Linked DNA regions of Homo sapiens: region 2 is linked to region 1. A link is a loop called in an ENCODE intact Hi-C map of the cell type or tissue named here. Cell type or tissue: PC-9. All regions are shown on one strand. Each heading gives the region's core, and the rest is flanking DNA. Links, peaks and the distances in the headings are about the cores only.

Evidence for each region. Peaks named below come from ENCODE experiments on the same cell type or tissue, not always from the same donor. Only the 100,000 strongest peaks of a DNase experiment are listed, where the experiment ranks them.
Region 2: it touches region 1 in a loop (12-fold over the local background); 1 of 110 quality-filtered maps calls a loop at or near these places.

What each region holds. Positions count from the first base shown.
Region 1 is chr10:89,912,018-89,927,438 of GRCh38, reverse strand. LINC01375 (long intergenic non-protein coding RNA 1375) reads left to right here. Exons shown (of 4, transcript NR_110655.1): 4 at 10,668-11,950. It overlaps LINC01374 (long intergenic non-protein coding RNA 1374), which reads right to left. Exons shown (of 2, transcript NR_149080.1): 2 at 12,483-12,803. Among named protein-coding and RNA genes, the nearest start is that of LINC01375, 38 kb to the left of the region's middle. RefSeq lists an enhancer at 5,279-6,478. In PC-9, for the core only: no CTCF peak of the experiment used is centred there; a DNase peak (open chromatin) is centred at 5,808; H3K27ac peaks cover 1,787 bases.
Region 2 is chr10:89,839,995-89,855,415 of GRCh38, reverse strand. LINC00865 (long intergenic non-protein coding RNA 865) reads right to left here. Exons shown (of 4, transcript NR_038382.1): 4 at 14,555-15,421. LINC01374 (long intergenic non-protein coding RNA 1374) reads right to left here and starts at 1,510. Exons shown (of 2, transcript NR_149080.1): 1 at 1,409-1,510. In PC-9, for the core only: no CTCF peak of the experiment used is centred there; DNase peaks (open chromatin) are centred at 6,245 and 9,265.

The DNA of each region.
Region 1 (15,421 bases), core at 3,838-8,837:
CTCCCCTAGATAATGAAGTAACCTTGGGTGGCCCTCCTAAGCAATGCTCTAACATAACATTGAAAGACCATGCTTTCCTCTCTTTAAATCCGAGTTTCAGACATTTGTCAATAGGTGTGTGGCTGACCCAGAGCCCTGCACAAACCGCACAGATTCACAGGCATGAAAATCCAGCCCCTTAGGGCTGACCTCAGTCCAGAGAACCCCATGCTCAGGATCCCAAATTCTTAACAGCTCATCTTTTCCTCTTTACATTCCCATCCCCATTCAGAGAACCAGCGCACCCAAGGAACATTGTGTCAGGATTAGTTCTAGCATCACATCTCATAAACCTGGAACCTTTGCCTTTTGATCCTCCCAAAAATTAATCCAAGGAAGCGAGTCGCTTTTCTTTTCAACTCAAAAGATCAGGCTACTCCATTTCCCTGGATAATAGAGCTATATGTGCTACATTGACTCCTGTTGGAAGCTTCCCATCAGTCAGGGTTAGTCACCTCTTCCCTTCTTGTGTGTGGGGTGGAGTGTGGCTGCCATTAGTGATTCCAAAATGATTTTCCTGGCACCCCTCCCACTAGAAAGAAAAGGGAAAAAACTAATCTCTTGAGGCATATGCTGCCCTCTGATTCTTCATTAGCATATAAGGGACCAAGAAAGAGAAATGCAAAGCCAAAGGAGAAAGGACTTCTGGGCCAGCAAGACTTACTTGTAACTGAAGTGATCAATACACACTACAAACTTCCTGAATTCACCAAACCTCCCTAATGCTGCTATGATGTGTCTGATACATGTTCATTTCTGGGTAACTACCCTCTAACATACATATGTTGAGTTTAAGTTTCTAGAAGTCAATTATGTTTTTTTCAAAATATTTAAATTAAGTGATTTAATTACTCAGTAAACCGATGAAATATGAGTGTTAAAAATAGTTGTTTCTATTGAATTTAAAGTTTTGGAAAAACTAAAAAAGTTGATTGGGATGAAAGTAAACTGCTATCAAATTAAGTGCAAATAAGAAAAGCCTGAAGCGAGGGGGAAATCACAAAAATCTGGGAAAACTCTGCCCTCAGATTGCTTTATAAGTCACCTTAAATGATTGTAACGCACACATCCCTGGAAGTCGTAAAGATTACATAATGGGTATAATTTATGAAATCCAAACTAAGAATCAATGAAAATGTGATATGGTGGTTCTATATCAAAAGATTAGTGGATGAATTTACATCGAAAACTATTAATTTTTAAAAATGTAAGTGTGTATGCATCATTTTAAACCATTTTTTAGTTTAGCCAATTCTGTTGTTTAATCCACCATCTTCTGCTTTTAATCTCTGCAGAGTAGAGGGGATAGAATGGGTCAAACCAAACAGGATCTTTAGTCACCTGTGGAAAAAGACAAGGAAGAGCATCAGAGCCCACCGTGAGCAGTGCTAGTCTGAGCAATGTCCAGGGGAAAACGTTTTATCATGGCTCAAAGATGTATCTGATGGGTCCTATGACCAAGGGTACCCTCACGTAGGAAATGGACACAACAGTCCGTTAAGCTTGATGCCATTTCATTTTGAAATCAAACAGCCAATCCTCCAGATTCTGATTTCACAACTGCAGGTAAACTGCTCATGTAGGCCTACAAGAATACTGTGCGCATGCTAACATAAATGTTCTGCTCAGTGAGGATTGTAATTCCCATTGTGGATTAATAAATTGTACATTAAACCCATGTAAGCTTTGCTACACTGAGTCAACATCACTGAGCCAAATCAACTCTGGTACACTGAGACCTCAGTTTTTGAAACTGAAATACTGTAAGCCAGTCTCTAGGACACTAGTGAATTTACCAAGGTAAATGTCATAGTGTGAATACCCATATGGGCAACCTGCTAGTCCTCTTGTTTTGATGTGCCGAGTATAACTGTGCCCTTTCCATTTAGAAACATCTGCATTATTCTTTCTCTCTGTGTACCTCTCTCTCTCTCTGTTTCTATCTCTCTCTCTCTCACACACACACACACACTCCAAATAGTTTCATCTAAATACATCTTTCTTCCTTAACCTAGATCACATTTAGTTTTGCCACTCCTAGGGTTTATTTCACACTGAGCTTTGTGTTGCACTCATAGCAACACTTATACAATCCCCCGATCCCCTGCATAATCATGAGCTACTCACAGGCACATCTAGGTTTCATACATCTTTCCCATCCCTCATTCCATTGAGCACCATAGCCTAAACATGAAGATCTGAATGCAGTGAAGTCGGTCCTAGAAATAGTTTATTTTTTTCTCCTCTATGCTTATAATTCCATGAATAATGGAAATTAGGAGAAAAGGAATATGAAATACATATTCATATATCTAATTTATAAACCTGGAGATTCTGGTATTCTTATTCCACATCCTAAAGACAAATGTGTTCTTTAATACTACAATTTTCAGTTTATTTTCCTCCCAATAACACCAAAATAGCTTAATTTCTTGTTTGGAAAAACAAAAGGTTTGATTTTTCCAACAATCTCCTATATCATTTCTGCCTAAATTGTGTCAGCATAACTTTCTCTGGCTAATAATACCATTTAACTTAGCAAAGACATAAAATTACTCACACCTAACACAGTGCCCTTAAGGTAGACTTTTGCTTATTTCTGCTTGGAAGAAATGGTCCAAAGGGACACTGACCCTTTAAAATCTGTGGCTATTAAAGAGTCCCCTATTGCAAGAGAACAGAGGGTCTTGGGTCACTTTTATGGGCCTAGCACTTCAGCTATTTATTGTAATGCAATTACCATACGAACTCAACCATTACAAGATGCCAGGTCTGCTTCTTATTAGAATTTTAAAATAGCAGAGAACTTTGGAAAACCTGAATCTTTTCAGGAAAGCAAAAATTCACAGGAAGCAATAATGCCTTCATTCTCCCTTCACCCTTCTTGCTGCTGTTTCCAGGTTGCAAGTCAATTATTTTGGCAAGGAAACTCAGCAGGAAACAATTTGACCTTCTAAGAACACCACTAGAATTATGTTATCAGCAGATTTCTTTCCCAGGACACCATCTTTGGTTTGTACAAACTACATACAATAAGCAGGTCTTTTCCAGAATCTTTCTTATGCTCAAACTGCAAACTGGATTGAACTCTACACCCTGTCCCATTCAGTAAATCTTCATGGGGATATATTGCAAGGTCAACAGCCAAAACTCTTTTGGTCCATCTAAGCCACCAAACCAGCCACAGAGAAAGGAAACCGACTAACTAGATGCAAGTTAACACTGAAGAGACTTAGACTGCAAATAAAATGTTGGGAGGTATGTACATTTTTCAGCTGATGGTATAACTCAAGAAGAAATAAACAAAGACCATGACCATAAAAACTTTTCACTGGTCTATCTTCCCATTTTTATCTATTCCTTCAACGTATACATTGTGTTTTGAGTTTTTAACATTTGTTGATATGCATATGCTTAAATTTAGAAAGCTAACTGAATTCTTAACATGTAATTCTCAATTATAAATGCTATTTGGTGGGAGTTTGGGGATTCTAAGTGTCTCCCTGAGGAAATGGCTCATTCCTGGGCTGAGTCACAGAAAGAACAAGATGAGCCTGGGGCATCTTTTCCTTGTGCCAGAAAATAAGAAAATAGTCAATGAATGATGGGAAAATGTCATGAAGGGGCTACCACCATTTAAACTGTAGAAAAATTGAGCATCAAATGAAGAATGAAAGTGTCAAATGACAACTCATTAAATAAAATAGAAATCTATGATTACATGATATTAAACCTTGCTTTACAATAAAATGGCAACTAAAAAATGTAGAAAAAGTGCTGAAAATGGAGAGTCATCATTTGGCAGTCATCATAGAAGCAAAAGGATATTGGCATAATCTTGGAATACCTCCCACAAAATTATAACTAAGCACAAAAGAAAAACTGGTGGAGAAACTTGACAGATGCCAACATAACCAGGTGATGAAGGTTCATGTCATTAGTGGTGGGATGCATCAAGAGAGTGCCCCCTGAGGTGATACCCTGAGAAGGGCATTATTTCTGTCATGTTCCTGCAAGAAAACATGACCTAAGAATGGTGGCAAGAAAACATCAGACAGCTGAGAGCACCCTTTGAAATGAAAGGGCTTCATACTTTAAACCCATCAAGAACACGGAAAAAAGAAACCCCAAGGAACTTTTTCAGACTGGAGGAGGCCTGAAAATCAAATGTCCTTTATGTGCCCTGATGGGATCCTAGACCAGAGAAGAAAAGAAGGTGGGGGAGAGACAGAGAGAGAGAGAGAGAAGAGGAGAGAGAGCGAGCAAGGTGGGGGAGGTGGGAGAGAGAGTGAGCTGGGTGAGGGACATGGGTGAGAAAAGAATCCAGTGCAATAGAGAAAATGCAATAAAATGTTATCAGTTGGGGAGTCTGATGATGGGGATATAGGAGTTCTTTGTAAAACTTCTGGCAAGTTTTCTGTGAGTTTGAAATTATTTCAAAATAAATTATTCTTAGAGAGAAAAGTACTTTTGCTACTGTGACATGCTAATCACTAAATATTATTTGCAAGCATACATATGATTGACAAGGAAAGAGAAGCAACCACCATCAACATCTCCCAGCTCTAATCCCAATATGCGCTCCATTGCATTTTATATTTTCCTAGTATATAGGTCAGTGGTTCATTAGCAGTTAACCTTCAACAGGTTGAGTAACTTAAAGGTTCCATACCAAGGAAGGAATTTAGCTGAAACCAGTTAGTAAGCTCACGACCTGTGAATTTTTAGCTCTAAAAATATCGCTGCACTAGCATCCCTTGTTAAAAAAAGTAGCCCAATCTATAAATGGTTAAGAGGCTACTTCACACTCTTGTTATTTACTCCAGCAAGCTTTAGAGAGATTTCTATGCTGCAGCTAGTCTGATGCATTAAGTGCAAATTGGTGGCAGGGCCAGGACTAGAGTGAGGTGCTCAGGATGCAAAATTTAAGAAAACATTTGCTCTCAGGGTGCCCTATCCACCTCACTTCCATCCTGACCCAGACTCCCAGAGATTCTCATGCATTCAGGTATGGGCCTCAGGCATCCTTTCTGGTCATAATTACCCCAGATGATTTTGATAATCAGCCAGAGTTTGGGTCTATTTGTCCAGCCCAGTGGTTCTCAAGTGCAGTCGTAGACCAGCAGCAGTAGCATCACCTGAGAGCTTGTTAGACTTGCAAATTCTCAGCCCCATCCTAGACCTGCTGAATCCAAAACCCTGGAGAGTGGGACCAGAAATCTGTGTTAACAAGCCCTTCAGGTGACTCTGGTGCACATTAAAGTCTAAGAAACACTGATCTGGCCTAGATTTAGCATAAAAATATGCTGAAGCGCAGACAGGGTTGATCAAGGTAAGTTTGTTTGTGGTACACATAGGTAGAAGGAGAATGGAAGTCTTTTGAAAAGAGGTGAAGATAACCTCAACAAAGAGTTGAACAGAGCTTCTCAGAAAATTAGTTATTTCAATGGAGATCTGAAAAAAGCAGAGTGGATATTAAATTCTATGCCAAATAGCTTCTCATATTTAATAAAATTCAAAGGTAATTGGGTCAGTATATTCAACACATAGTTTTCCCTCGAGAGGAGCAAATTAATTCATTCCCCCTTTTTGTCCATAGATAGAATTATCTGCCAAAGACTTACAAGCTACTCAGTAGCAGCCAAGTCTAGATTACAGATGAATGCGTCATCCACCAGGTATTATTGATTCTTTCAATGACTCTTATAAACTGGAATCTTCTTCAATAGGACTAACCCTTCAGTGGAATGATACTGTGGAGAATTATCTGATTAACTGTGCTGCGATGGTTATGTAGGAATGCATTTATCAGCTAGCCCTTGTGTGTCACATCGGCTGGCTCAACCCTACCTGTTCTTCCAGCCACTGCTATATTGACTAGCCCTACATGCTTCGGTCATCTCTGCACAGGTATAACCTGAGAACACCTCGAGTCAGCAGTTTGGAAATGTAGGGAATTTGCTACCATAAACTACCTTTGGCCAAAGAAATATGGAACACAAATTCAGTTCACCTCTGGCCCCAAGACACCACTATAGGCTCATCATTTTATATTCATATGAAAATCTATTAAGCCCCACACAAATATGTTCAGAAAGCAAAAAAAACCCAATCAGAAGCATGGGAAGATCCAGGTTTTATGGAGTCTGCAGTTTATATAATTTGGAGAGTAGGGGCTTTTTAAAAACAAATGCAAAACTAAACAAATGTTTGTTTAAGATGACAAAATAAGTCACGACAAGTTACTGGCACTTTGGAGATCCAGGTGCCTTTCCCATGAGACCCTCTGGACAATCAGTCAGAAACGCTTACATTGAAGCTTCCTGGGGGAGCCTGACTTTCCCTCTCCCACTCTACAGCTCCCAGCACTCACAAGGGTCTAGGCAAGAGAAGAGCTCAGAAGCTCAAGCTTCATTAGCTTTATGGTCACTCTGCCTCTGCTTTGAAGACAATTCCAGCTGCAGCCTCTTGTACTATAATACAGAAGGAAGGCGTTATCTGCAGGTGGAAGGTATCCAGGCAAGGAAGGGCTGGAGACATTCCTGTGCAGGAGCAGGATAGGTCTCACATAGCACAGCAGACAAAAACCTGGGGATCTGTCACTGGTCTTCTACTACTAGGTGCTCTGGGAAATGTGCCTCCAACTTCACAGACGAGCAGTGATAGGAAACTGCTCCTTTTGCCTTGGCCCTCAGCAGAAATATTATGGTTTCCAAGGCAGGACACTTCTTCACTGTGCAGAACTACCTTATGCAAGGCAGGACATTTGCATCTCTGGACCCACTCAGTCACTGTAACTGAAAAAGCCCCCCACACTGCAAATGCCCAAGGTGTGTCAGTACTATCCACAATTTAGTACAGCTACTAAGAAGCTAAGGGCTCAAACAGCAAAAGCATAATGACCCTTGGAGTCAGCTTGAGATGTGGATTCAGTGTGATTTCCAGAGACTAAGCATCCCTGGAGTTCAGAAAAGCCTTTCTACTACTGCTTATTGATCGCTGTGACATAGTCCCAAATTCTTTTACCCCACTGTTATAAGTCAGGCCAAAATATAAATATGACTGAGAAAGGTAACACATTGACTTGACTTCTGTCATCTTCAAGTATAATCTCAGTGACTCACAAAATTTAATGTGCATAAGAACTAACTAGGAGCTTGTTAAGAAATGCCAATTCCTGAGTCTCACTCCCAGAGGTCAGTAGCTTCAGAATGAGACCTAGGAATTGACATTTTTCATAACAGCTCCAGGTTGTTCTGATGAAAGTTATTCCAGACCATATTTCAAGAACCATTACTTTGATGTTTTAATATAAATTAGTTTCAATAATAATTGTCAATAATTCTCATTTATTGAGCACATATGCACTCATAAAAGAGGTGCATGTTATTGCCACCAATTTGGAGCTGAAATTGAAATTTACATATGTCTGACTGTAAAGCACTGTCAACAATTATATTGCCTCAAATATTTTATTAATTTGGTAGGGGGGGGGGGTGGCAAAAAGAGAGAAATTTGCAGTAAGGGCAGAGAGGGACCTCAGAGAAGAGAAAGAAAATAAAAAGTGCCAGAAACAAATTTGGCTGACCTTAAACTCTTCTTACAATCAGCTTTATTTATCTCAAACTGAAAAAATAAACAGGAGCTATAAGCAGAGAAGATTTTATGACCTTTTTTGTTGAGCATAAATGCAACTTCAGGGCAACCTTGGGTTGTCGTAATTAGTTTCTTTGGATAGTTCAGGTAATTAAACCCCCTGGAGAGGGTCTATGGGATTTCAGGATGAAGTGAGGCATAATATAGAAAGTCCACTGCATGGTTTCGACAGTTTTTTGTTGCAGTTTTTTCCAACTGGGGAGTGAGGAAGAACGAAAACTGTCAGATTATGTCACAAGCAGAAATTCAATCATAATTTGCCCTTATCTTGTTTAGATCTCTTCTGAGGCATTAAAGCACTGTCCCTGCATTATTTTATAGCAGGATTAGAGTAATTCTCTGCATCTTAAAAATTGACCTCATCCATTGCCTTATAACAATTGAGTGGGAAAACACATTCCTTTCCTATTTGTAGACTTGGTTTGTATTAAAATGATTGCTAATATTTATTGAGCACTTATTATGTGCCAACTGTTCTTCCTAATAATTTATACATAATGCCTCCTTTAATCCTAACAACACTCAATGATTACTTTTTTTTTTTTCCCAGACAGAGTCTTGCTCTGTTGCCCAGGCTCGAGAGCAGTGACATGATTATCATGGCTCACTGCAGCCTCAACCTCCCCAGGCTGAGGTGATTCTCACATCTCAGCCTCCTGAGTAGCTGGGACTACAGGCACACACCATTGTGCCTGGCTAATTTTTTATTATTATTTTTTGTGAAGACAGGGGTTTCGCCATGTTACCCAGGCTGTCTTGAACTCCTGCGCTCAAGCGATCCACCTGCCTCGGCCTCCCAAAGTGCTGTGATTACCACCATGAGCCACTGCTTCTGGTATAGGCTTCCATTTTATAGAAGAGAAAACCAAGGCTCAAAGGAGTGAGTAATTTCCTAAGCTACACAGCTACCCACAGAAGTAAATTTAAAATCCCAACCTGGCTTTGTCCTACTCCAGAACCTGGTGGGGGCAGCTACTGCACAAGACCTCCCACCTAGAGGACCCTCTGGAAACAGCAATGAGAGCTGATGGGCTAGAAGCCTGCAACCTGGTATGGAGGTTGCAAATGCAGGTGTAGAATAGAACCTTGGGATCTGAGCCAAATATTCATCCTCCTAAAATTATCTGTACCTCAAAAGATGTCCTGATGTGCAAGCTCACAAAGGAGGATACCAGTGAGTTTTATGCTCTGTGCCATAACCCTCTACCACCAAGTAGTGAATAAGCAGGTTTCTGACTATACTAAAGGCCTATCTTCATTAGGACTCTTGGTTGCAGGAGACAAAATCCCACCTTGATGTAGCTTAGGCAGAACCAAAGGAATTTATTAAAAGAGCACTGATCTTTCTCACATCAGCAAACTGCAGCACAGGCGCAGAAATAACTGGGCCTTGGGAACTGTGAAAGCCAGAGAAATAGATGCCATTAAAATGCATACTCCCACTCTATTTCTCTCTCTCTCTCTCTCTCTCTCCTTTCCTCTCCTCTCTCCCTCTCTCTGGTTTTGGCTAGGTCTCTCTCTTCACATCCTCCTACTGCAGACCAGAGGAAGGCACATAGCCATTATCAGTGCCCAAGAATATATCTTGCAATGGCCACCACCAAGAGAGAATAATTCACATTTTTTCTTGACCCAATTCAAAAATTCCTAAGATGTCATCCAGTTGGCCCAAAATGGGCCAGGAATCTAACCCTGGATCAGTCAGCTGTAGCCAGTGTAGATACACAGCCACCGAAGGCCATCCCCTCGGTGTGGGCACTGTCCCAAGAAAGGAGAGAAACACTTGAATTGGGCAGTTACTCCTTTGTATTTTGCTACGAGGCTGATTGTAATTAATTATTTAACACCGAGCAGCTGATATTTAATTCTAATAAGTTTTATCATTACATGGTGGCCTCATTGATTATTAATAAACAAAAAATAATTAATAAAAACTGTAATGGTACACCAATACCAGGAAAGTGCCCTGGCTTCCTGTATAAATGTATGTTAGTGGGGCTTCTGCTCTGTCTAGTTCAAGTGAATAGAGATCCTTTTCTAGATGATCCTCATGAACAGAACTGCAGTGACATATGTGCTACCTGTATGTATTACTCTCACCTGAGCTAACTACACCTGGAGACTTTCTTCCCCCCTAAATGATGCAAATGATGGCTAGATTATGCTGTTAATAATTTAAAAATAAGATGAAAAATAATAATTGGGGAGGAAAGGGAATGTGACTGAGTGAGCTAGGTAATGACATCTATTTCCAAAATAAGAGATATCTGAACTAATAGTGTGGCCAAAGAAGGAATTAATGATAATTGTTAATGTTTATTCATCTTTCATGGATCACTTAGGCATCATATTATCCAAAAAGCTCTCCCTGACCCGCTAACTCTGGGTTGGGTTGGTTTCTCTTATTATCTTATATAGCACATATCTTACTATATTTTGGTTGCCTCTTGATCTGTCTGTATCCCTCACTGGCCTTTAGGTCCTGTGTTAGGGCCTTATATTGGCAAGGGCCACATACATACATTTCACCATTGTATACCTAGTGCTTAACACAATGCCTGGCACATAGAAAGCACTCAAAAAACATCTGTTAGGTTATAAGCTATATAAAGTTAATGTAAGTTAACTTCAGGGCTCAGCAAGGAACACCATACATTTAGTGGCACTGCTAATACCCATTTCCAAGCTCTCATTCTCCCAGGAAACCTTCCCCTATCCATAAAATTTATGGGGTAATTGAGCAAGAGTAAAGTGAGTATGCTGTGCACACACATATTATGGAATGTAGCAGATTTATAAGAATTCTACCTTAGAAGTCTTAGGAAGTCAAAGAAGGGAGATGTAATGTCTATAAATGTCTTTGGAGCCTCTGGTTAATTGGGCTTACGGTCCTCTCCTTTCAAACTGCCAAGTCAAGAGATGAATACATTCTAACCTTTTAGTTGATATGTCTTTTTTCTGCTTTGCCCTAGTGACCTCACAGTACTCAGAGGCACAACACTCTGGAGAGGATGTCCTAATGCAATAAAGAATTTTCAGAGAGCAAGTGACTGCTACAATTCCATGGGTAGAGAGGGCAAGAGAGGCTGCTTGTTAATGCCAAACAGGAAAGTCATCAAAATTCTTTCTCTTCTGCCCTCCAGGGAAACAGCCCACTGCTAACCACCAAGTTTTGCAAGATATTCTTTTGTTTCTTGAAAATTTATTATTCCCCCCATCAGCAGCTCTAGCTGAAGTAATCTCAATTCTCTTAACCTTTCTTTAGAAGGTCTATTTAATCCATTTTTATTGCTCTCCTCTGAGCACTCACTAAGTTTGTTAGACTTTATTCAATCTTGAATTGGACAAAGTACTTTAATAAGGGTTGCCTCCCACTGCTCCAGGAACAGGCAAAGGTAATGTCCTGATGGGGCACTGGCATAGGATATTGCATGTGGAAGCACTTTTGGAACTCTTAAGCAGCCCCCAAATGGAGCAGATGATGATTAGACTGCACATCTCAGACTGAGCTCCTCATTCCCAAAAAGAATGAAAAAGAAATGATTGTACCATTTATTCATGTGTACCTTCAACAAAAATGTATTGTGCAATCACTTTGTGCAAGATACTGTACTAGGCACTTAGGATATAATGATAAATAAGATATGGCCTCTATTCAGTAGAATATAAAGGCATTGGTATACCCCCCCCAAAAAAAATTTTTGATTGTAGACCCAGAAATATTCCAGATGTTTTTGCATATATCATGTCATTCAAGCTTGTCATATAACAAGCCCATTTGGAAGGTATTTTTATTCCTAGTACACAGAAGAAGAAACTGAAGCACACCTATCTAGAGTTGTGCTAAAGAAAAACAAACATAAATTTATTTAGCCAAATTGGAGTTTTACTGCTCTGCCTTATGTCTTCCTACCTGCTTGTAGGATGACACCTGTGCCTAAAGCATCTTCAAGCTACTTCCCACAGTGAAGGGCATCCCCAACCCACATTTCTCCACACTGTAGGGCAGGTCAGGGTTCCTCCCGCACCATCCACTGAAAAAAGTTCTGGAACAGCTAAATCTCTGCTTTCAACATTCTGCTAACACTGCTGATCTTCTTGCAGGTTAGGAAATCCAGTGCCCTAAAGAAATACAGACTTAGGCTAAAGAGCTGGATCTCTGGCTTACACAGATGTTCCTGAAACGTTGAGCATGTTGTCTAACCTCTCTGTGTCTCATTGTCCCCATTTGTAAAATTGAGACAATTGTACCTACTTCACTCTGCTGTTGTGATGATTAATTGAATGCTTCTTACAATGCCTGGGTGTTCAATGAATGTTAGTTGTCAGTAGCGGTGCTGCTGCTGCTGTTGTTATGACAGCACTACTAAATTAGACAAACCAAAGACATAGACAAACTCCAGCCATTTTTGGCATCATTCTCGAAAAGAGACTATGTCAAAGACTTTACCTATTTCCTCTAAGAATCTTGTCTGAATTGGAATAAATAGTCACCAGATTCTTGTGGTCCAAACATTCCCAAATATAAACTCACTGAATGTGGCCAAGACTGGCCAGCTATTTATCAAAGTGTTTCCTTCCTCCTGGGCACTTGGCTAGACTGTATTTCCCAGGTGCTCTTGCAGTTAGCTTCTTAGGTGTGACCATGTGCCTCAGCTCTCATCAGTACAAAGGGGTAGGAAGCAGTTTAGGCTTCTTGCAGGCCCAGAATGATCAAACCCTCCCAAAAGTAATTCTTCTGTCTCTGTATTAGTTATCTACTTCTGTATAACAAATCACCCTAAAACTTAGCAGCTTAAAACAACAAACATTTATTATCTTACACAATTTCTGATAGGAATCTGGGGGTGTTTTTCCTCAATGTTTTTGGCTCAGGGTTTCTCCTAAGGTTGCAGTCAAGCCATCAACTGGGGCTGCAGTTATTTGAAGGCTGATTGAAGTTAGAGGGTCCATTTCCAAGGTAGGATACTCACGTGGCTGTTGGCAGGAGGCCTCATTTCCTTGCTGGTAATTGGCAAAGACCTCAGTTCCTCATGATGTGGGCCTCTCCACATGGCTTCCTGAATCTTTTTGTGACATGGCAGCTGGCTTCCTCCAAAGTTAGCAACCTGAGACAAAGAAAGAGAGAGAGAGAGAGAGAGAGAGAGAAAGCAGGAAGCTTTTTAGGATCTAGTCTCCAAAGATTGTTCTTCCATTTTTTTTCTATTCAGTAGAGGCAAGTCGCTAAGTACATCCACACTAAAAGGGAAGGAAATAAGGTTCGATCTCCGCAAGTGCATATGAGGTATGCACACATAGAAAGGTCACAGATAATACGTGATCATTTTAAAACCATCATATTCTTCATCACCATCAGACAGGTAAATAGGGTGAACTACAAGGAATTATATAATATAATATGGGGAAGCATCGAGATGGAAGGAGCCCAGATTCTTGAGTGACCTCTTGGAGTAGTGTCTCCCATCCACATGAGACTCTGTTATGAGTAAGAAATAAATTTTGATTATGTTAAACCACTGAGTTTGGGGAAGTTTTGCTACAGCAATTAGTCTTCCCTGACTAATTCACTACATTACAAAGAATGGAGCATATTTGTTTTCCAGTCATATTTTGGTAAAAGCATTTCATAGTATGCAAATATTAGCCAATTACCGTATTTACAAAATTAATATGCGAGCAAGATTTTTTAATTCAATCATGTAGATTATACTTATTACCCTTCTTGCTATTATGAACCCAACCTTCCCTTTCTGTTTCACAAAGCACCAAAGGATAGAGTCCTCAACAGACACTTTTTTCACTCGCTCAGATGTTTGTTGAATGAAGGCGTAAATAAATGCTAATTTCGATGAGAGAAGAAGCTTTTGTAAGGGGAAGCAAAGAAGAGCCCTGTATGTAGAGGAGATATACCTAAACAAGAGAATGTAGTTTTGATAGGTACCATCAAGATAAAGTCACAGCAGAATGCGGCAAACTGCATTCTCTCTGCAGGCATACAGAGGTGCTGCAGTGCCCCAGGTCCTAAGGTCATACTGGTCTTCAGCTCTTCCCACCACGTCCAGTTTTTGCATTCTCACCCTCTGCCTTATTGAGTAATTTTCCCCAAATACTTCAGTTCAACTGACTTCAAAGCTCTATATGTTCCTTCCATGGGCCTTGGAATACAGAAAACATATTGGCTCCTAGAGTGACTCTGCCAATAAAGAGAAGACTTTCTTCTATCCAGCTGCCCTGCTCAGTTCTCTACCCTTTGAAGTGAGAGCTTGTAGAAATTTTGGTTGCTTCAAACTTGGATTTGCAACTTTAAAGCAGCAGCTTCCTTCATTTACTGATGTTTTGCAGACTTAAAAACCTGTCATTGATTTTTTTTGGAAGAAAACAGTACAGTTTTATCAAAGCATTTTTTAAGTGTGAAAAGAAAATAACATCATTATCCAACAGACAAATAAAAATGTATTCTCTACCATTCCAAGGTAAAAAGTCTTAATCTTTGTGATAGATTGTATTAATAGCAATACTACACACCCCTCTGTATCTATTCTCTTATCCTGTAGATCAGAGCCATCTATTATCAAAACATAATAAATGACTGCTTTTATTTTATTTTATTTTATTTTACTTTATCTTATTTTTTGAGATGGGGGTCTTGCTCTGTCACCCAGGCTGGAGTGCAGTGGCATGTTCACAGCTCACTGCAACCTTGACCTCTCGGGTTCAGGTGATCCTACCACCTCACCATCTTTAGTAGCCTGGACTACAGGCATGCACCACCAGCCCAGCTGATTTTTGTATTTTTTGTAGAGACAGGGTTTCCCCACGTTTCTCAGGCTGGTCTTGAACTCCCAGACTCAGGCAACCCACCTGCCTTGGTTGGCCTCCCAACATGCTAGGATTACAGACGTGAGCCACCGCGCCTGGCCTGATTGTTATTTTAGGCATTGAGTTTGGGGATAGTTTGTTATAGCAATAGTGAAGTGATACAGAAATTGGTGCTGGAAAGTGGATGCTGCTGTAACAAAAACTTAAATTATGAGACACTGGCTTTAGAACTAGATGGTGCATGAGGCTGAGAAAATGGCAAGAAAAGTGTTAAAGCTGGAAAAATGGTTAGAAAACTTACAGGAGGCTAGAGACATAGTAAGAAAACTTACAGGAGGCTTGTATTATATAGATGTGAAATATTTGGTTGAACTGTCATTTATGGTAACTTGGAAGATAGAAAATGTATCTAATAAACTTTTGAATTTGTCCAAGTAAATCTTCAGACAGAATATTGGAAGCATCAGCTTGTTTTTAGCTGTCTATGAGCAGAAGTTACTATAAAAGAGAGATAAACTCAAGCATGAACTAGCAAATTTGAAAACAGAACTGAGAGGGAACATGGCTCAGAAATGCAGGAAGCTGTTACTCAAAGTAAAATGCATTCTCATATTTAGACTTTTCAACCAGTAAAAGATTCTCAAATTAAGATAATTCCTGGGAACAAAGATTACGGGCACTGCAGTAAGACATGCCCTCAGAGTAAAGATTAAAGTAAGAGTTTGGTTGTACATCCCTTAAGACATCTGTAAGAAATAAGGCATTTTCTCAGCTGCACAGAAGGGCTTCCATAAAGCTAAGGGAGGATGATCCCCCAGCAACCAGTCATGACCTAAATAGGAGTAATTAAGTCTAGAGAGGTAAAACTAACCAAAAAAAAAAATTGTTCGTATGGCCTCTGTCACAT
Region 2 (15,421 bases), core at 6,189-11,188, 74 kb after region 1:
CCCCCTGAATTCAAAACAGGTAAGGGAAGTTTTCTTTGATAGTAACTTACATGGAAACACTCTCAACATCCAAATTTAGGGATTAGCATTTCATCTAAATGACAAAATATTACAATGTTTAAGTAAGTATTTTTAATTTCATACATATTTTTACATATACGCACATGCATATGTTCTCTGAGAATATAAGGAACTAGCCTGGGTAACATAATGAGACCACATCTCTACAAAAAAAAAAAAATTAAAAATTAGTCTGGCATAGTGGTGTCCACCCGTAGTCCCAGCTACTCTGGGGGGTGGAGGTGGGAGGATCACTTGAGCTAAGGACGTCGAGGCTGCCATGAGCTGTGATCACACCACTGTACTCTAGCCTGGGCAATAAAGCAAGAGACCCAGTCTCAAAAAAAAAAAAAGAAAGAAAGAAAGAAAAGAAGAAGAAAAGATAAAAAAAAGAAATATATATATATATACACACACATACATAAATACAGCAAAGATTATAACACGATAAAAATTGCATATATATATATGCAGTTTATATATAAAATACCAATATGAATCCAATAATAAATTTATAGCATGAACACTTACAACCCAGGGGGATGACTTCCCTTCCCCAAATTTCCAGGTATAGTGGATTCACTCCCATAATTTCGCCACAGTTTAGGAAATCCCAAACCCTGCCCCAAGATTTCTGCAGTTTCCCACGGGTTTCAGTGCTCACCTCCTCCTGAGCTCCTGCTTCCTTGACACATTTATGCTACTTGCATTGACCTAGACTCAACATTAATGCCTCTTCACAGCACCCCAAAAATATCCACCATGAAATGCCACAAATGCCTCCTCTGTGTCACCAGCCACCTCTGACTCCCTTTTTCCAGAGGACACCCAGCCCCATCCCTCCTTTTCTTCCTGTACCAAGGGACAGTATATTGTCCCATCCTAAAGCCAGAAAATGTATCAGCTTATCTTTATCAAAAAGAAAAAAGGGGGGAAAAAAAGGAATTTCACCCAAAAAGGAATTCTGATACCAGCTGTTACTCTAAAAAACATTTTTTTTAATTAAAAAATTAAAAGATGAAACACTCATTACACACCAAAAGGCTGTTAGAGGAATTCCAGCGCTTAGGGACTGGAATTTTTTTTTCTTTGTGGTTTTCTGTAGTTACCCAATTTTCCGTGTATTCCTTTACAAATAAAAAACACAATGGAAATGGTGTTGGTGAGAGCCCTACCTTGTGAGGGTGAAGGGCGGGCCGCCCACCACAGCCGGGCTCAGGAAGGGCCGGGAGTCTGCCCCGCGTCCCCTAGTGGCGCGGCCTGGTGAGTGCGTCCCCTGCTCCTATAGGGTCAGCAAAAGCTGCCCTTGCGAAGGTCACCTGCATCCCCACCCTTTAAAGCCAATTACCTTTTCTCGTGCCCATCCTTCTCAGCTTGGCTCTGCTGACAGTAGACAGGGCAGAACCCCGTGTCTGAGGCCTTGTCTTAGCGGCCGGAAGGGTGCAGAGCCTTGAGTCGCCACGTGGAGCCAGGTGAGCTAGAGTGGTTCTAAGTCCGTGAACTCTCTGTAACCTCCTTGGAAATCCGGGCAGCTGCTGTGTATTGCTGCCCCTCCTCATCACAGCTGCTTAATTGTTTCAACAGAGCAGTTTGCCTGTTTGGGGCTACAAATTAAAAGGTCTTGTTTCAGTTTGTGTGTTTCTTAAATTTCAATTCAATTTGTGACAGTAATCCTTTTTAGGATTCCCTAGCTCAGACACCTCGCTGTTTCCTAAAGTGAACAGCGCAGCCTCAAGCCTCCCTGCCATTCACTTAGCAGCCAAAGGGAGCCCGCAGTTACTGGGGATATCAGTTGCATATACACCCACTCCAGCATTCGGGCTGGGAGAAATAGTGTTTTAGTCCGATGTCACACTGTTCTAAAGAATACCTGAGACTGGGTGATTTATAAAGAAAATAGATTTAATTGACTCACAGTTCCACATGGCCGGGAGGATACAGGACACTTGCAATCATGGCAGAAGGTGAAGGGAAAGCAGGCACCTTCCTCACAAGGCAGCAGGAGAAAGAGCTCAAGGGAAACTGACTTTTTAAAACCATTTCTTATGAGAACTCCCTGTCAGGAGAACAGCATGGGGGAAACCACCCCCATGATCCAATCATCTCCCGCCCGGTCCCTCCCTCTATACATGGGGATTACAATTCGAGATGAGATTTGGGTGGGGACACAGAGCCAACCCATATCAAATAGTTCACCTGGTGAGTCCTGCTTTGGGAAGACCTCTGTCGTCTCCCCATTGTCCAGGGAGCTTCCTTCCTGTGCTCCCTGTTGGCCTCTAGGGAGTGCCCTTCTCTTCTCTTCTCTTAGCTTTCTTTTCCCTCACCAAAGTCTCCTAAGACTGCTGTCTTCAATCTTACAGTTTGCATCAACCCTTCTGTCGCATTTGTCTCTCTGCTCCAACTTGGGATTGGAGGGAATTTACTTACCATTCCCCAAACACCCCCTGACCTTTCTGGGCTTTGGGCCTGGCTTTCTCCAGACTTCACGTGCCCTTAAACCAGCACACTGAAAAATCTTCCACTCTCGTCTGGCTGCAGGACTCAACCCATACTCCTTTAATGAAGGTTGCCTCCCACGGTTCCAGGGCCAGTCACTTGGTGATGTCCTGATGGCATCTTCAAGGCCATCTCACAGTTTGTCTGCCCAATGGTACATCCACTCCAGTAGCCTCTTGCTCCCCTAAATCTCCTGCTGCTAGTAAATCCCCACAGGAACTACTGTCCATCCTCAGGAGTCTGGGCCTTATTGCTATTGGTAATAATAACAGCACCATTTCTGAGAGTTTTTTCTGTGCTTGCTGTGCTTATTGTCTGGATGCTTTTCATGACTTAGCTCTTTCATCCTCACATCAACCTAGGAGCAGACACAGGCAGGTGAAGGGCCAGGCCCCAGTGCCTCACCACAGGGAAACTGTGCTTTTCTGAAGCTCCTTCCTTGGGCTTCACTAGGTCCCTACAAGTGCCTAGGACCCACTGGGCTGGCAGTGCCTTTACATAAGCATGGGGTCAACCAGGTGCCATGACACCAGTCATATTGTTATGACTGCCATTTCATACATAAGAAATTAGAGGCATAATGAAGTTAAGATACCTTTTCCGAAGTTTCTTTGGGAACTAAGATTTGAATATAATTTCTTTGACTCCAGAGCCCAAGCTCTTAGCCATCACATGACACTGTTCTTCCTGTTTTTTTCTTCTGTCCTTTTTGATTTCAGTGTAAATTTTATCTTCCCAATACCCCTAAGGGTATACGTGTTGGAGTCCTCGGTTCCTCTGCCTAGCACAGAGGAACTCAGTATCTGCAGGACTGGATTAAAAAGGCAGGATATTTCCTCACAATTAAAGGCCACCAGGAGAGAGTCCTTGATCTTCAGTATTCTCAGCTGCTCCAGGAAGTTAGCAGCCGTAGGGTCAGTAGAGGCCTGAGTGGAGATGTTGAAATGTCCCTAGATATTGGAAACCTCCTGACTAATAGATCTGAGATGGGTGAGAGAGATCGAGAGTAAAGAAGGCCACAGAGACTCACATTTCCTGGAAGCTCTCTGGAGCACTACCTTGGCTCGAAGAATTAGGAAGGAGGCTGAACTGAGTCTACTCTGGTCTACCAGCATTACCCATCCTCATCACTGAGCTGTTCCAGGCAGCACAGGTGGGTGGGACCAAACCATCTTGTCGCTACAGGTGCAGCTTTTGGCCATAAGACAGCAAGTTTATCATGGGAATAGAAGAAAGAAAATGATGCCCTTAATGGGACCTAACTCTGAATATTTATTTCATGATTCAAGTTTATTATTCACATCTATGTAAATTGTTTTTATTAATCAATTTCACTAAATCACAAGTCTCATAAGTTCTTTTCATTGACTTACTGACTTTTTAAAGTGAGCTTGTTGTTTTTCAATGGGTACCAGCAATGACAGGCTTTCAGTAAATGTGATAGGTGTTTTCTTTTTTTTTTTTTTTTTTGTAATTATACTTTAAGTTCTGGGATACACGTGCAGAACGTGCAGGTTTGTTACACAGGTGTACACGTGCCATGGTGGTTTGCTGCACCTATCAACCTGTCATCTACATTAGATATTTCTCCTAATGCTATCCCTCCCCTAGCCCCACACCCGGCAACAGGCGCTGGTGTGTGATGTTCCCCTCCCTGTGATGTGACAGGCTTTATAATCCTATGTAACCAGTGTTTCCCAGGTCTCTCCAGCCTAGATACAAAATCAAGGTCACCATAACAGAAACAGGTAAGACAAACAAAACCCTGATTCCCTGGATCTGCTTCCCACCCACAATAGCAGAATCTAGCCCTGCCCTGGCCCACCCCACCTCCCAAATATCCCTGGGAGGCCCCTGGAGTGCAGTAGGATTTCTCCTCCCTGCTCCACCTGCTTCTGTGGAGCAGGCTCCCGCCCTGCTCCATGCTGTCTGCTGCTCTGGGCCTTGGCCAGCCTTCTCTGCTCCCCAGGGATGTGGGCTTTGCATTGACCCTCTGAATGTAGCTGAGTTCCTACATATGGAAACTACGGTGACAGAAGAGCTTCAACGTATTTTTCTTTCCATCTCCACTACTCAAGATTCTGGCACAAGTTTCTAGGAACAGTAGGAAGGCAGTGCAAAAGCCACCCCTCCCGTTTCACACTGAGCCATTTTCCTTGGACCAAATTTGTGTTCCCCCATTCTCTCCTTTCTTATCTTAAATTCCTTCCTAAGAGGTTTCCAGTCATTTCTATAAATGGCTCCCAGGAAGGCACCACTCCATGCAGCAGAGCAACCCAGAAATATGCCCTCCATGGAAAGCCCTCCTTTCTTGAACTGCTGCATATCAAAGTCCCCTTTCTCCTGCCAGTAAGGGAAAATGATCTGAACAAGGAGGGGTGAGATTCTCCGGAGTGAAAGTAGAATAATGCCCAGAGAAAGAAGGGGTCTCCCTCCCTAGTTCTAAAGAAAGTCAGCCACCATCTGTGACCACCCACTACCACCCTGAGCAGAGACAAAGGCACGAAAGTTTGTGTCAAAAGGCTATCACTCCAAACACTATCCCTGTACGTTTCAGGGACCCAGTGAAACACACTAGTTTCTTTAGTGTAGGTTAAACACTGCACATGTTCCCAGAAAACAGAAAAGTTTGTATGAATTCTCAACTACATGTTTTTCTGGGAACAAAATTCTCTTTTCTAACATTAAAAATTCTGTAGGATTCACAAAATCAGATTAAATGCCAGATACCAACACTGTCCTTGAATACCCCCATAACCTAGTGGAGTCAGAGACAGCTTAGCACAGCTTAGGTTCTTAAGCCACCACCCTGCCTCTTTCCTAGACACACACACATACACACAGGTGCACACACACACAGGTGCACACACACATACACTGACTTTTCTCTTATATGAATTATTTCCATCTCCAACTCTTGACTTGACATCGCATGGATCTCCCCCCAGATTCCAGCTTCCTAAGCTGTCACAGTAGGAAGGAAATTTGTTTATACAGCATCAAATCAGATAGAAATTGTCACTCCAATAAGATCGACTCATTGACACAACCCTCTGAATGCATTTTGGTGCCTTTGACTCTACCATAAAAGTAGAAAAAAAGGGGTAAGAAAGCTAGAAGAAGTAGGTAAAAGAAGCTCAAAAGGATTTGGGCTGGACTCTGGATCAGTAGAAAACGTGATGATGCTGCTTCTGACTGAATGTTTGTCTTGCAAAGCATCAGATTGGCTGAGCACTGGTATTGTCTCTTCGTTGCTGACTGAGGAAAATGTACTAGTTTCCTAATTATTACCACAAACATAGTAGAAATTTATTCTTTTCAAATTCTAGAGTCCAGATGTCCAAAATTAAAGTTTCATCAGGACTACTCTCCCTCCAGAGGTTCCAGGGAAGAGTCCTTCCTTGCTTCTTCCAGCTTCTGATGGCTCCTGGGGTTCCTTGGCTTGTGGCTGCACTACTCTACTTTCTGCCTCCACCTTCAGATGACCTCCTTCCCTAGGTCCCTTTGTCTTCTTTTCTGTCATAATGACAATGTCATTGGATTTAGGACTCACCCTAAATCCAGGATGATCTCATCTCAAGATCCTTACCTTAATTATATCTGCAAAGACTATTTCCAAATAAGGTCACATTCACAGGCATGTGGCGTAGAGGTTAGGAATGGAGCATATCTTTCAGGACCTACACCCTACAGAATGTATTTTCTACTAAACCCTGGAGAATATATTCTCACCTAACCTGATCCTCCACTTTCTCTTTCAACCAGCACAAGGAAGATTATACCAAAGGCACTTAGATCCCCCAAATAACCTGAAAGAGAGGATACCTCTGTCTCTTGAGGTAAGTGAAAAGCACACTGTAAACAGTGCCTGTGCTGGGTTTTTGTTTTGTTTTTGTTTTTATTTTTGTTTTTTTGAGATGGAGTCTCGCTCTGTCACCAGGCTGGAAGGCAGTGGTGCAATCTCGGCTCACTGCAACCTTCGCCTCCTGGGTTCAAGCGATTTTCCTGCCTCAGCCTCCCGAGTAGCTGGGACTACAGGCACGCACCACCAAGCCCAGCTAATTTGTGTGTTTCTTAATAGAAACAGGGTTTCACCATGTTGGCCAGGATGGTCTTGATTTCCTGACCTCGTGATCCACCTGCCTTGGCCTCCCAAAGTGCTGGGATTACAGGTGTGAGCCACTGCGCCTTGCCACCTGAACTGTTTTTAAGCTTCTCTAAGCATCCTGAGGCACAGAGCACAGTGCTAGAAACAGATGGCAGCATTTCTTTTAATTTTATGGAGTAAACAGAGAGGACTGGGAGAGATGAAGATTAAACAAACAGATTATAAAGACTTCTTCCCATTTACTGGCCCCTGCACCTCCACTCAAACCCCGCATAAGTCACCTGAAGAAATAGACCAAGATAGAGTATCTAGCAGGTAAATATTTGACAAGTGAATGCATAAATTAATAAACAAATTAATGGTTTTTATAAAGCCCTGAGATTTTCTTTACTTTCTTTTTTTTTTTTTTAAGACAGGGCCACACTGTGTCCCCCAGGCTGGAGTGCAGTGGCATGATCATGGCTTGCTGTACCCTTGACTTTCCAGGCTCAAAAGATCCTCCCACCTTAACTTCCTAAGCAGCTGGGACTATAGGCATGTGCCACCATGCTTCTCTAATTTTTTTTTTTTTTTTGAAGAGATAGAGTCTCACTGTGTTGCCCAGGCTGGTCTCAAACTCCTGGGCTCAAGTGATCCTCATGCCTCAACCTCCCAAAGTGCTGGGATTAAAGGCATGAGCTACCACACCCAGCCCTGAAATTTTCTGATATATAATTAATACCCAAAAGAAGTGACAAGGAAGATAATTCTATCTAGTTTCACTAGTATTTATTTTTAAAATGCCTACTTTGCCTCATATCCTGATGTTGGGTCTAAATTAAGACACTCAACAAATATGGGAGCTTAGTTCGATGATGATGGTCGTGATTAACTGATTAACAACATCAGTTAATATTCATTAAGCACTATCATGGGCCAGGCGCCGTGTTTAATGTGTGGCCATCATCAAAAACATTTTGTTTGGCCAGGTATGGTGGCTTTTGCTTATAAACTCAACTACTAAGGAGGCTGAGGCAGAAGAATTGCTTGAGGCCAGGAGTTCAAGACCAGACTGGACAACATAGCAAGACCTCATCTCCACATCCAAAAAAATAAGAAGAAGAGTAACAAGACCTAGTGGTAGGCCTAACTATAATTTCAAAGTAACAAGAAGCATAAATATTTAGAGAAACTTGCAGGAACTGTGATGTAATGTGAATACATTTGAGATTTCTATTACTGACAAATAATGGGTGCTGCTCAAACTATGGGGTCTGTTGCTACATTAATAACTGAAGGAAATGCTAAATTTCAGCCTGAAGTTAATGAAAATAAAGATGCAATTTTTATTCCCATTCAAGTTCACAGACTGCCTGAATTTTCTCCACAGATCCCTTGTCCATAGTCTCTTTGATCTGAATATAAACTGAGCCAAGCTTCCCTTTTAGTGTTAGATGTTTTTTTAATAACCTGTTCTTTAGAAATGTCAAGAGTATTGGAGAATCACTGGCAGTCAGATCATTTTCTTGTCACCTTAAAATCAAGGTCAATGTGTAAGAGGCAGCTACTGGACAGGTCCTTCTCACTGTCAGTCCTGCACACTGGAGTGGTGGCCATCCACTCATATGTGCTCAGCTATCTATCTTATCCCCAGTGTGTCCTGGGAGACACTAGTCCAGTGACATATCCCGCTTTGTGGTCAAGTGAACTCAGGAAATGCTACATCAACTCTTTGCCTCTTAGAAATTTACAATGCAAACTAGCATAGTAAAGGCTTTGAGAGGTACTACAAAGCAGTTAACCCAAACATGGCCTGACCACAGAACCACCTTCTTTCTTTTTTCCACTGTGTAACTGCTAGTTTCATTGAACAGAGAATTCACCTTGGGAAACATTTGTTTGAGTAGTGTTAAAAGTACCACAAAACAACTCCCCAACTGACTGAAATAAACCAGCTCCAAATTAAACCCATAGGCTTTTCCCAGAACAAATCCAGAACAAGCTCTAGATGGAAAAGGGAAACTATGCACCAGGGTAGTTTGTGTTATGCTCAGCAATGTATGTGCTCAGTTTAACAAAAGCCATGCTTCTTCCTATTTGCCATGAAGGAGTTCTATGGCCAAGTTCTACCTGCTGAGTAAATACCCTTCTCATAATCACCACCAAACCATAGCAATCACAGTGGGTCAATATGACTTCAGTGATCTGATTTATTAATTAGTACTCTTGTTTTAAGTAACAGAGCCCACTGTAGTGATCCTAAGCATAAAGGCAATTCATCAGAAGGTGAAAGGTCATCTCACAAACCAGATAGAATGCAACCAAGTCACTTTAGGAGAGTAATGAACCCAGGGATTGCACAACTAGTAGGGCTTGGCTCTCAGCCTTCCTCCCTCCTTCTCCCTTCTCCTTTTCCCCTTCCTCCTCCCTCCTTCCTTTTGCCTCCTTTTCACCCCCCTCTTGTCACTCTCTCTCTCTCCCTTCTTTGCTTGTCTTCACTTTTCATTCTCTAATTCTAGCATGCTTTTCCTCTAATACAAGTGCATATACTCTCCCCCACCTTCACTGAATTGCTTCTTCAGTGAATTCCATAGTGTTGACTGGCTTTCTTTGATTTTGCATATGGCAAAAAAAAAAAAAAACCCATGGCTACCATGAGCTCCTGAGTTACCAGTAAAACCACAAATGAGACTGAATTCTGTCTGGTTCAGCTTGGGTCAGGTGGCTTCCCTGGCTTGCCAGGAGCCATGTCTATGATATAGTGAAGATCAGGGTCCACAAACAGGGAAGAGAGGATGAAATACAGACAACCTGCATTGATGACATCTGGAAAACTACTTAAACAGAGCAAAGACTTGCTTAGTTGATCACACACACGTTATTAATTCCATTACTGTTAATAACTTAAATTCTTGCTTCAGGCTGGAATATAATAAGAAGTATATGTGGCAAAATGTGCTCATTCCCCCTTCTCAACTAAACACCTGGACAAAGGCATCTTAGAAACAAAATCATCAGGATAAAAGAAAGAATTACTCAGATGCAATGGTTAATAATTAATAATCATTCCACCCACACACGAGGATTCCACCTTTATTGTTAATGAGCTAAGGACTCAAGGGTTACATATTTTCTGTGTGTATTTTTTAAATTTCTTTTCAAGCATTCAATAATTATTCTCAAATTATCCTTCAATATGAGCAAGAGGCTACAGAAAAGATGGTTATTCTCTCATAAGCATTCACAACATGATCCCAATACACGCCAGACTCGCCTCTGCCATTTTCTCACACCCACCTGTGTTCCAGCCACACAGAATGTCTTGCTCTTCCCAAGCTATGGAATATTGTTTATCTGAAATTCAAATTGAACTGAGTGTTCTCTATTTTTATTTACTAAATCTGGAAACCTACCCAGATCACACTTTGCCCTCAAAGCTCCCGGAGTTTGTCACGCTACGCCTTTCACTTAGGATGCCGTCCACCAGTCCCCTCCCCCGGATAAATTCAGTCTCCAAAAAAGGGAGGCTTAGAGTTTAGTGGAATGAAGTGGAAAATAGAGTATAGCACACATAGGTTAATCCTTGTCTTGTCAAGCTTAAGTTTCTGTGTGTGTGTGCGTGTGTGTGTGTGCATGTGCTGATTCAGTGTAAAATGTATTTTTTATTGTTAAGTTATGGTTAAAGTAGAATGAAAGCCTCTGAGCAACCTCTGAGCAAACCTCTGAGCAACCTCAGGATCAGCTGTAATTCTCAGTTATTATTTCTTGTGATCTCCTAGCATTCCTTTCAAACATTTTCAATGGCTCCTCATTTCATACATAGGCTTTCCATAATCTGGCCCCAACCTCTTACCCATCTCATCTCACAGCTAACTCCATTACACAAACCATCCACCTCAGATAAATGGCCTGCTTCCTTCCCTGAATCTATGACACACACTCTGTTTCATAAATTGTGTTTGCCTTCTCCCACAGTCACTCCACCACCCCTGCCAAACCCGGCCTCTCTCCTCTTTCCTCTCTCCTCTCTCCTCTCCTAAGGCTCACACTTACTTAAAGCTCAAGTTATGTTTGTGTAACCTTAAACAAGGCACTTCCCATCTGAGCACAGGGTCTTTGTTGACAGAATCAGGGAATTGGGGGAGAGATCTGGCAAGATGGCCAAATAGGAACAGCCCAAGTCTGCACCTCCCAGTGAGACCAACGCAGAAGGTGGATGATTTCTGCATTCCTAACTGAGGTACCCTGTTCATCTCATTACAGTGATCAGTGGTTTTTATTCCAGGGATGCAAGGATGGTTCAACATATGTAAATCATATGTAAATCAATAAATGTGTTTCACCATATAAAGAAAATTAAGAACAAAAAACATATCTCAATAAATGCAGAAAAAGCATCTGATAAAAATCCAACATCCCTTCATGATATAACTAGACATTGAAGGAACATACCTCCAAATAATAAAAGCCACACATTACAAACCCATGGCCAACATCATACTGAAAGGAGAAAAGCCAAAAGCATTTCCCCTATGACCTGAAACTGAACAAGCCTGTCTACTCTCACCTCTCCTATTCAACATAGTACTGGAAGACCTAGCCAGAACAATCAGGCAAGAGAAAGAAATAAAAGGCATCCAAACTGAAAAAAAAATAAAAGTCAGATTATCTCTTTTCACTGATGACATGATCCTATACCTAGAAAACCCTAAAGATTCCTTAAAAATACTCCTAGACATAATAAATGACTTCAGTAAAGTTCAGTAAAGTTTCAGAATACAAAACCAATGTACAAAAATCAGTAGCATTTATATACCCCAATAACACTCAAGCTGAAAACCAAATCAAGAATTCAATTCCATTTACGATAGCTACATATAATAAAACTAAAATTAAATACCTAGGAATATATTTAACCAGAGAGGTTAAAGATTCCTACAAGGAGAAATACAAAACACCAATAAAAGAAACCATAGACGACACAAACAGAAAAACATCCCATCTGGGCACAGTGGCTCGTGCCAGTAATCCCAACACCTTGGGAGGCCAAGACAGGAGGATCCATTGAGCCCAGGAGGTTGAGACCAACGTGGGCAACATAGAGAGACCTTGTTTCTACAAAAAAATTAAAAATTAGCCAGCCATGGTGGCTAACACTTGTAATCCCAGCTACCTAGGAGGCTGAGGCAGGAGGATTGCTTGAGTCTGGGAGGTTGAGGCTTCAGTGAGCTATGATTGTGCCACTGCACTCCAGCCTGGTTAACAAAGTGAGACCCTGTTTCAAAAAAAAAGAAAAAGAAAAGAAAAATATTCCATGCTCATGAATTGTGAAGAATCAATATCTTTAATATGGCAATAATTTATTGCCCAAAGCAATCTGTGGTTCAGTACAGTTCCTATCAAATTACCAACGTCATTTTTCACAGAAAAAGAAAAAACAATTCTAACACTCATACAGAACCAGGAAAGAGCCAGATTAGCAAAGCAATCCTAAGCAAAAGAAAAAAGCTGGAGGTATCACATTACCTGACTTCAAATCATACTACAAGGCTGTAGTAACCAAAACAGCATGGTACTAGTATAAAAATAGACACATAGATCAATGAAACAAAATAGAGAACCAGAAATAAAGCCACATACCCACAACCAGCTGACCTTTGACAAAGTAAACAAAAATAAGCAATGGGAAAAGGGCACCCTATTCCATAAAAGGTGCTGGGAAAACTGGCTAGCCATATGCAAAATAATGAAATTGGACTCCTATCTCTCATTTTCTACAAAATTACTCAAAATGAACTAAAGACTTAAATGTAAGACTTGGAACTATAAAAATCCTAGAAGAAAACCTAGAAAATAAATACTCTTTTGGACACTGGCCTAGGCAAAGAATGTATGACTAAGGCCTCAAAAGCAAATGCAACAAAAACAAAAACAGATAAATGGGGCTTAACTAAACTAAAAAGCTTCTGCATAGAAAAAAAAAAGATTAAACAGATAACCCACAGAATAGGAGAAAAATTTGCAAATTATGGCTCCAACAAAGGACTAGTATCCAGCCTCTACAAGAAACTCAGACCCCTCTACAAGAAAAAAAAATGACCCTATCAAAAAGTGGCCAAAGGACAAGAACAGACATTTCTCGAAGACATACATGCAACCAACAAATATATGAAGAAATGTTCAACATCACTAATCATCAGAGAAATGCAAATTAAAACCACAATGAGACATCATCTTACACGAGTCAAAATGGCTATTATTGAAAAGTCAAAAAATAGTAGATGTTGGTGTGGATGTGGAGAAAAGAGAACACTTACACACTCTGGTTGAGAACGCAAATTAGTAAAACCTCTATGGAAAACAGTATGACGATTTCTCAAAGAACTAAACATATAACTACCATTTGACCCAGTAATTCCACTACTGAGTATCCACCCAAAAGAAATCATTACATAAAAAAGATAACTGCCACCAGGTGCAGGGGCTCACACCTGTAATCCCAGCACTTTGGGAGGCTAAGGCGGGTGGATCACCTGAGGTCGGGAGTTCGAGACCAGCCTGACCAACATGGAGAAACCCCATCTCTACTAAAAAATACAAAATTAGCCGGTGTGGTGGTGCATGCCTGTAATCCCAGCTACTGGGGAGGCTAAGGCAGGAGAATCGCTTGAACCTAGGAGGCGAAGTTTGCGGTGAGCTGAGATCGAGCCATTGCACTCCAGCCTGGGCAACAAGAGCGAAACTCTGTCTCAAAAAAAAAATACATATATAAGAAAATAACTGCAAGTATATGTTTATCACAGCATTTTTCACAATAGAAAAGTCATGGAATCAACCTAAGTGTCCATCAACAGATTGAAGAAAATGTGGTACATATCCACCATGGAATATAATGCAGCTTTAAAAAAGAATAAAGTCATGCCTTTTGCAGCAACATGGGTGGAACTGGAGGCCATTATCCTAAGAGAAGTAACTCAGAAACAGAAAGCCAAATATCACATGTTCTCACTTATTAGTTGGAGCTAAACAATGGGCACATACGGACATAAAAGATGGAAATAATAGACACAGACTACAAAAGCAGGGAGAGTGAGAGAGGGGTGAAGGTTGAAAAATTCTCTATTTGAGTGGTGGGTGCATTAGAAGTCCAAACCCCACCATTATACAACATATCCATGTAATAAACACGCGCAGGTACCCCCTGAACCTAAAACAAAAATAATATAAAAAAATTTTAAGGCAAATTTAATAAGTAAAATATACAGTATTTTGAATGGTGATATTGCTATAGAAAAAAAAGCAACATGTACAACTTGTTTACACCTTTACTCAAACATGTTAACTGTAACAAGACGTCTTTGAGATAACTGGGAAATTTGAATATGGACTGGTCTTATACAGTACTATTGTTAGATATGATGATGGCATGGTGTCTGTGTTTAAAAAAGATATTTATCTATTAAAGGTGAATACTGAAGTATTTATGGATAAGATTGCAAAATGTTGATAATTATTGGTGTCGGATGATAGATACCCAAAGAAGGGCCTTTATACTAATATCCTATGTATTTATATTTCTAATTTTGTGTATGTGGACCGTGGAAAAGAACATTCCAGGCATAAGTTGGAGCTAGTGCAGAGCCCTGGAGTAGGAATATGGCTGGCATGTTCAAGGAATAAGAACTCTAGTAGCTAGAAAGGGACGATCCATGGGTAAAATAGCAGGAAGTGACATCAGAGAGTTAACAGGGATGAGGGAGGAGAGAGGAAATACAGGGACATATCAAATAAAGAATACTTAAAATATTTAAAGAATACCCATAAACCAATAAGAACAATACCAGCAACCCAACAGAAAAATGGGCAAAATACTGAATAGGCACAACACAGAAAAAAAATATGTCCAATAAGCATATTAAAAGGTGCTTTATTTCATTAGGCACTGGAAAATGCAAATTAAAACCACAATGCTATACCAGTACACACGTACAGACAGGCAGGCAATATTAGATATTCACATTGGTGGGTGGGTGAATTGGTACAAACTGCAATGTCTACTAAAACTAAAAATATGCATACCTTATAAGCCAGCAACTCTATTTCTAGGTATAAATAGCCAACAGAAAGCCAGGTATATGCTTACCAAAAGACCTGAATGTTTATAGCAACACTCTTCTTAGCATCCACAGTGAGAACTACCCAAATGCCCAAGAACAGTAAAATGGATAAACAAATTGTGTTACAGTCGTACAATGGGCATTTAGAATAAACAATATAGAAAAATCTCAGGAAAATATTGAGTGAAGGAAGCAGACACAAAGGATTCAATACTGTCTGATCCCATTTATGTGAAGTTAAAAAACAAGTGAAACTATGCTGTCAGAATATAGAATAGTGGTTATCACTGCAGAGAAGGTGACTGAAAAGGGGATTGGGAGGCTGGTGGGGGTGTGTAAAGGCCTGTTTCTTATTCTGGAGGCTAGTTAGATGAGTTCAATTTGTGAACAGTCACCAAGCTGTAGGTGGACAATTTGTGCACTTTTCTGTATCACGCTTTAATAAACCATGTTTAAAATCATATAGGGGCATCTTGGTTTCCTCCCCTGAGGTGCCAGTGACATATCCAGTACCTCGAAGTCCCCATCCCATGCTAAGTGAAACGTGCTTTCTCAACACACAGCTGCAATCTCTACATTTAAAGATACTGAAACTGATATAGCGGGTTCTCTGGCTCCTGGAAAAGATAAGTCTACTACAAAGAAACTAGGCAAAACTTTA